2 separate regions of the Homo sapiens genome follow, and region 2 is linked to region 1. A link is an interaction called in ENCODE POLR2A ChIA-PET data of the cell type or tissue named here. Cell type or tissue: GM12878. All regions are shown on one strand. Region 1 overlaps AMBRA1 (autophagy and beclin 1 regulator 1). Region 2 overlaps AMBRA1 (autophagy and beclin 1 regulator 1).

Region 1 (4,000 bases):
TTCAAAAATCAAAAAAGGAATTTAAAAGACACATTAGATGATACCCATTTAATACAAATGAAGTCAGTAAAGAAGGAACAGAGGAATAAAAACATCAGAAATACAAAAAACAAACAGTAAAATGGCAGACAAAAACCCAACTATATCAATGATAATATTAAATGTGAATGGACTAAACAATCAAAAAGCAGAGATTGTCAGACTAGATAAAAAACAAGCTCCAATCATATGCTTTCTACCAGATACACATTTCAGATTCAAAGAGCTAAACAGGCTGAAAGTAAAAGGATGGAAAATGATATCTCATGTAATCAACAACCATAAAAGAACTGCAGTAGCTATATTAATATAAGAAAAAATTGACTTTAAGACAAAAAATATTACTAGACAGAGAGGGACAATGGTAAAATAGTTAATTCATCAGGAACACATATCAGTCGTAGACATATGTGCACCTAATGACAAAGTCACAAAATACATTAATCAAAAATTGACAAAATTGGGCCAGATGCAGTGGCTCACGCCTGTAACTCCAGCACTTTGGGAAGCTGGGGCAGGTAGATCCCTTGACATCAGGAGCTTAAGACCAGCCTGGCCAATATGGTGAAACCCCATCTCTACTAAAAATACAAAAATTAGCCAGGCCTGGGGGCACACGCCTGTAATCTCAGCTACTCAGGAGGCTGAGGCAGGAGAATCGCTTGAACCCAAGAGGCGGAAGTTGCAGTGAGCTGAGATTGCATCACTGGGCAACAGAGCGAGGCTCTGTCTCAAAAAAACAAAACAAAACAAAAAAAAAAACTGACAAAATTGAAGGGAAAAATACACAATTCAATAATAATAGAGATTTCAATACCCACTCTCAATAACTGACAAACTAGATAGAAAATCAGCAAGGATATACAAAGCTGGAACAATAATATTGACCAAGTAGATTTAACCGACATCTACAGGACACTCCACTAAATAACTGCAGAATACACATTCTCCTCAAGCACATGGGTAACACTCTCTAGAAGAGCCTATATACTAAGCCATAAAACAAGTTCCAATAAAATTAAAATGAATAAAATCACACAAAGTATGTTCTCAGACCATGATCAAATTAAATAAGAGAACAACAGAAGGAAATTTGGGAAATTCAAAATATGGGAAAATTCAACAACACACTCCCAAAAAAGTAATAGGTCAAAGAAGTCGTACTGAGAAGTGACACCGTTCAGTAAAAAGGTTTTTTTGTTTTTTTGTGTTTTTTGAGACGGAGTCTTGCTCTGTCGCCCAAGTGCGGGGGCGAGATCTTGGCTCACTGCAAGCTCCGCCTCCCAGGTTAACGCCATTCTCCTGCCTCAGCCTCCAGAGTAGCTGGGACTACAGGCGCCCGCAACCGCCCGGTTAATTTTTTTTTTTATTACACTTTAAGTTTTAGGGTACATGTGCACAACGTGCAGGTTTGTTACATATGTATACATGTGCCATGCTGGTGTGCTGCACCCATTAACTCATCATTTAACATTAGGTATACCTCCTAATGCTATCCCTCCCCCGCTCTCCCCACCCCACAACAGGCCCCGGTGTGTGATGTTCCCCTTCCTGTGTCCACGTGTTCTCATTGTTCAATTCTCACCTACATGCCTGGCTAATTTTTTGTATTTTTAGTAGAGATGAGGTTTCACCACGTTAGCCAGGATGGTCTCAATCTCCTGACCTCATGATCCACCTGCCTCGGCCTCCCAAAGTGCTGGGATTACAGGCGTGAGCCACCGCACCTGGCCAGTTTTTCTTTTTTATATTTAAAAAGAAGAAGAAGGAGTCATAAGAGAAATTAGGATAACTGGGCACAAAGCCATCTCTTGCTCAAGACACTGGACCAGGCCGTAATGACCTGTGGCTAGGAGCAAGAAAACCCTGACACTTCCCATTGATTTTAATCAAAACAGTAAATTAAGTATATCAGGTCCACATCTGCTAGGAGCAGATGCTCATTAGGATGAAAGTCAAAAAGATTATGCAGGACAGACAGCTAATACCCCACATTACCCAGGCCCCTATTCCTCAGAAGTTTTTTGTTCTTCCAGTAATTACCAGGAAGCTGTCAAATGCCAAGCTTCTTATTTCACTTTTATGAGGCCTCAAACATGCAGAAAAATATTATAAGCTTAAGAACCTTTTGGCAGATATTCCCTACTTGAACTCAAACAAAACATGGCACAGACGACAGAACAGAACTCTTCTAAGAGTCAGGAAGACCCGGTTTAAAATTCCAGGTCAGCCTCTCACAGTGATATTGGGCAAGTGACATAACTTTCTGAGCCTCAGTTTTCTTCCCTACAGAATGGAAATGCTACCACCTACCTCACAGGGTTGTTGCAAAGATGAAAAGAGATAACGTGGGAAAGACAGTACCTGGTCCACGGTAGGCACTCAGCTTCATTTCCATCATTTCAGTTGCTGTGACTACACAGAGCTAGTGGTCTGCTACAATGTCAGCAGGGGGAGCTCCTCAGACTTTTGTATGTTCTCCCACAATTTTACCTGGTAGAGCTGCAATAGCTTTAAATGTACTTACAGCTCTTTAAGTATGGGTCTAGAATTTGTGTTGCTGATGATGATGGGGAAAGGCCTGGGTTGATGACCAATTGGAGGCTACCAGAAACCTACAGAATTGCAGGTGAAGGCACCAAGATAAGGGAGAAGAGATGAATAATAGACTATCAAAACACTTTTCTCTTTATTTTTTAATATTTTAAAAATTCTTTTTGCAATAACTTACTCTTCACCTTATAACACTTTTCTATAGTAGCTTCTGTTTTCTATTATTGCTTTCAGTCTCTTGTGGGAGGAAGTAGAACGGATCTTGATTTTCCGCAAACCCATTTTTGTTGATGATTCTGAATGGCTTTGCTTAGGGTCCACTGAAGACTCATTTGGCACTACAGTACTGGTCACACCCCCTAAAACTGCAGGTGTGTGTCTGCTTTGTCCCTCCAGGTCTGCCAAATTTCCAAGCTTCATCCCTGCAAAAAGCCATTCACCATGCAAAAGTTCCACTTATGTCTGGAGTAAGACTGAGTCATGGCTAACCACCTAGACTTGGAGCTACAGGAAGGCAGGGATCATAGTCTGTCTTATTCACTCTGGTAACCTAGAACACTGCCTGGCATATGACAGCTGTAGAACAAATGTCTGCTAAATGTAATTGTTCTGGGACCATTACAATCTCATTCCAATCATACATGACAAAGTGCCTTTCCAGGAAAATTGGGAGTGCTTACTGCTAAAAGGTCAATTGCTCTTTCACTCTGAAAGCTATTATTATAGCAGCTCAATTACATGATCACAAGTAAGTTTAATAAAAAGCAAAACATCTGTATCCAGGAGGGCAAGAAGGCTCAGGAAAAGGGCGGTTACATAATAAGATTTTCCTCAGCAAGCACCACTGGATCATAAAAACCTATGTCTAGGAACCATTTAAATAGAATAATTAAAACAAACAAGAAAAACACTGAAGTTCCCTGGGAGCTCTCTCCCTCTTATAAAGTCCTAAGAAAAAGAATGACATTTTAATGTTTTGTCCTTTAAAACAACTACGAGGAGGCGGATCGGGAAGGTGGTTTAGAGACTACTGGCTCCATTCTTCTACTTCTTAGCTGCATTACTCTGGGCAAGTTAGCCCTCTGGGATTCAGTTTCCTCCACTGTTAATTAGGTAATCGCACCTATCTCATATGATTACTGCAAGACAGAAACGAAATATGTGTAAAGCACGTAAAACACTCCCTAGTATATAGCAAGTGCTCAATAAATGTTAGGCTTTTGTTGCTATATTATTATTATTGGAATTTTCTCAAGAGAAGAAAACAAATGATACAACTGCCAATAGAATCTGGAGGGACATCAAAATATCAACGAATGATAAATAAATACTCTGTAATATGTATTTTGAAAAATTGGTAGAAACTAGTTTAATGGTGAATGAAAACCATCTGCTAATCTAACTCAAG
Region 2 (4,000 bases), 53 kb before region 1:
GAAAAGAGGATAAGAAACTTTGGAGTTGATACTGTAAAAATTCTGGGGCCAAGAAACTTTAGGGACTTCCTAAGGGCCTGAACCTTGTCTAGAAATGCTAAAGAATACCTTCTCATTCAAACTAAAATGTCAAATGAACAAAACACAGGAGGCAAGAAAAGTATGTCTCTTCTCCCACCTTAGCAGGAAACTATAGGATAGTCAACACCACCACAACCACCTGCTGAGTCTTAGTTCACATTTAGGAAATACCGCTTGAGAGATTAGATAAGGAAAAAGTTATTAAAAATTATTCCTAGAGAGCCATTTAACAGCTGTTATTGTCCCAGAGATCAAAACCAAGATAAATGAAAATGCAAACCCACTGGTTCCAAGAAAAAGATGATACAGGTAGAGCTTTCTTGGGGCAGGAATCCTATTCAACACCTGTTATGTGACCTTGGAGAAGAAAGTCATTTCATAAATTTGTATCTTACTTTCTCATTTAAGAGAAAGAGAACTGGAACATCTAGAGACCAGTTTTCTGGAACAGCTCCTTGCTAATACTAATCTCTAACTCTACCAAGAGAGGAAACAGAACAAAGCCCAGCTGCGGCTGGATGGCCAGGGCTCTTTTCATTTCCCACTATGCTCTATGCCAATGTCCATGACAGCCCTAGTCTGCACTTTGCAGCTCCTGAGAACAAACTGCAGGGTCAGGCAGGCAGCAGGCTCAGCCTGGTAAGGTGGCAAGATCTGAGGGTGGAGGAATGTCTGTTGGTGAGGAGCATCCACTCCACACAACAGCACCAATGAGATGTTAACTGGCACTGTGCCTATAGGCCTTGTTTCGGTTTTCATTTGAATCCCTCTGAGTCCCACCGTGTGATTCCCTGCCAGGAAGAAGTGGCTTACCCTTGATGTGAGCATAGAACAAGAGTGCCCACATCATGGGCCCGGGCAGAACAGCACAACACATTCAAACAGACCAAGCTCATCAGGGCTTTGTCTCATGTAGATATACCTCAAGCAAAAAAACTTTTCACTGTTTCTCTTATTTGAAGGAGATGTCCACTGTCAGAGGCATTGTGGTAATTTTTTAAAAGCCAAGCTCAGCTGCCCTCGCCAGAGTCCAGGTGATCTACTGCAGTAATCCAAAAAAAGTCAAGGGCAAGTTTCCCTAGGAAATTACCTCAAGGAAAACAAAACAAGGAATTGCTCTTTCAGAGGCCCCCAGGCTTATGTGATCTGATACTTAAGAGTGATTTGTAAAACTCTATTTGTTCTCCTTTCCCTGTGTGTTGCTAATGAGATGACAGTGTATATCAAAAAAGGCATTAGAATACATTGATTAGGCTATTGTGCCAACTCGGGGGCTGACACCTACAGCACCATTACACATAAAACCGAAGAGGGACCACAAGGATGGTTCTGTTTGCTAACTAATAAAATAATGATATCCAAATACTCACTGCTATCACCATTAGGCCTTTCTACTGCTCAACTCCCAACCCACCATCTGGTCTAGCCTGTAAGGCTAGATTTATCTAATTAGCACTGGGACCGTCTGCTACTTACTACTCAGGGTCCCAAGCCCTTTGCCAAAACAAAAACAAAAACAAAAACAAAAACAAAACACGGCAATATCCCTCTCCTTTTCTGGATCAACACATGAATCCAGCTGGGGATATAGAACCAAAGGAACTGGGAGAAGTTTCAGAAGTGAGACCATCTTGGTTTTCTAACTCTGAGGCTGACAATGCTCAGAAAAATAAACAGAAACTAACAATTTACACTCTAACCACCAAAAGCAGGGAGAGAAAGAAAATAAAGAAATCATAAATGTTAAGTAGTACATGAACCTAAATAGGAAAGGAGATGAGACTCTATGGGCTTTAAGACAGCTTTGAACAGTTACCATTTTATCTACATTTAATGTCTCGAAAATGTCTGTTGGGTATGTTATTAAAGTAGACTTTCCTATCTTGCTGTTACATAGATCCAGCTCGTGTGTGTTAACGTTTATTTTGGTCAAACACCTAGAAGGCTATAGTAACCCTCAAAACTCATCACCAACACACAAAAAAGCATTTAACTGCTTACGGAGACAAGGTGTGCAGAGGAGAGTACAAGTAAGATTTTCCTTCTTCTGGAAAGCTTGGCTCTAAAACCCCTTAAAAACTGGGCATATGGACAAAAAGCATTTCGTCAGCCTCAAATCCAGGCCACTGTGCTTGCATTTGTATTATATGATGACGATTCCAAGTCAATAGCTATCTCCCAAATTCTGCCCTCTCCCCTGACTCCACCCAACTTCATAACTCTTCCTGGCTACTGCAATGAGCTCACAGAGATATGCAAAGGACAAACGAAAAGAGAATGCTGAAAATTGTAACAGCTTCTCCGGTAGCATATTCAGTTTCAGAAATTTTGCAGCTCATGATCTGGGGTTTCACTTCTACCCTAATGGGATGTGGTGGCATAGAGTGATTTGGTAGCTCCATTGCACTGGGTTCTGTTTACAATTTCATTCTCACATTTGCTGTTTGTTGTCTATTAATTTCACATGTGGAAAAGGAAATGTTCAGTTACAATAAGTGTCACTGCTTCCATTCACTTGTGCAGCTTCCTCTCGTAAGGCTGAAATTTTGATGAGTTAATTCATACAGGAAGAGATTTCTTGGATCTCAATTACTTGTTTATTTAGGCCACAGGAAAGTAATGTACTAATGACAAAGAACAACTAACTCATCCTTTTTGGATTCAACAATAATATAAGGTAGAGAGAAAAGGGAGAAGTAAAATATAGCCGAAGACACCGGCTATAGCTTACACACCATTAGAAGTCTTTGTGGTGCTCCATACCTTGTGTGACCCCAGCAGCACACAAACTTTAACACGTATCAAACTCACCAGGAGGGCATATTAAAACACAGAATGCTGGGACGGGGCCTGAGAATTTGCATTTCTAACAAATTCCCAGGTGTCTCTGATGTTGCCGGACTGGGACTACACCTGAGAAATGCGACCTTGTCAAATAATCCTTAGTCTGGGAGATGCATCTCCAGCAACTGGCTTTCACTTAAAGGCAAAAAACATATTGGAAAAAAATGATGGGGTATTTAGCTGGGCAGTGAAGAATGGAAATAAAGATTAGGAAAGAAAGGATTTTCAAATCAAAACTGCTCTAGAACTTCAGGGGGCAGCTCCGGAGGGAGAAAAAACAATGCAGGAGACAGCAGGAAGCCATGTTCCAGACTCTGCAATGTAATCTCCTCCCAATTAGAAATGATTTCCAAGTGAAAATGCCCTAGCAGGGAATGGGAGGGGTTAGAAATACTGATGCCTGGAGGAGCAGATGGCTCTGCCTTCCTATCAGCTCCATAAATTATAAACAAACACCTTGTACAAAGATCGATTTGTAGCCTGTTGCTGGCTGGCCAGATGAGGCCACGGGAGCAATTAGCAGTTGCAGTGCCTTTGCAAATGCATTAGATACCGATTTGGAAAACCCAAGGGGGGTTAAATCAGCAGAAAAATTTCCTCCTGGCTATCTCTGAGCCCCCTGGATTTCAGAATAAGGCCTGTACAGAGCTCCAGATGACCCATAAACACTCCCTGAAGGCACTATATCCCCTGTGGTATCGCCTGCCCCACACCACTCATCCGCCGGGTTTCTTAAGGCCTATTCTGACAGGACAGCCTAGTGACCAATTCCATTCACCCAGTAAGAGTTCACTCTTAAAAATCATAGTGAATCTAATGTGCCACTTTTTTCAGGAAAGCAATTTCAAAATTATTTATGCATGAGGCCTTATTCATAAACTTCTAAACACTAATCTCAAATCTCAAGTGAGAGAAGCAGGTGGCAAGATCTTTAGCCTAACTCCAGGAAAAGGTTAAATGCAATTCACATAAATCAACTTGGTGGTTGCTGAACTCATCAGTAAAACACAGAATCAGGCTGGGCTCACACCTGTAATCCCAGTACTACGGGAGGCCAAGGCAGGGTAATCACTTG

What was found. Peaks named below come from ENCODE experiments on the same cell type or tissue, not always from the same donor. Only the 100,000 strongest peaks of a DNase experiment are listed, where the experiment ranks them.
Region 2: POLR2A ChIA-PET joins it to region 1 with 8 read pairs; 8 of 35 experiments call an interaction of 5 or more read pairs at or near these places.

The regions. Positions count from the first base shown.
Region 1 is chr11:46,487,672-46,491,671 of GRCh38, forward strand. All of the region lies in intron 11 of AMBRA1 (autophagy and beclin 1 regulator 1), which reads right to left. Among named protein-coding and RNA genes, the nearest start is that of MIR3160-1, 38 kb to the left of the region's middle. In GM12878, a CTCF peak has its summit at 2,497 (motif pointing right); a DNase peak (open chromatin) is centred at 2,491; H3K27ac peaks cover 800 bases.
Region 2 is chr11:46,435,056-46,439,055 of GRCh38, forward strand. All of the region lies in intron 12 of AMBRA1 (autophagy and beclin 1 regulator 1), which reads right to left. Among named protein-coding and RNA genes, the nearest start is that of MIR3160-2, 15 kb to the right of the region's middle. In GM12878, no CTCF peak of the experiment used is centred here; DNase peaks (open chromatin) are centred at 800 and 2,446.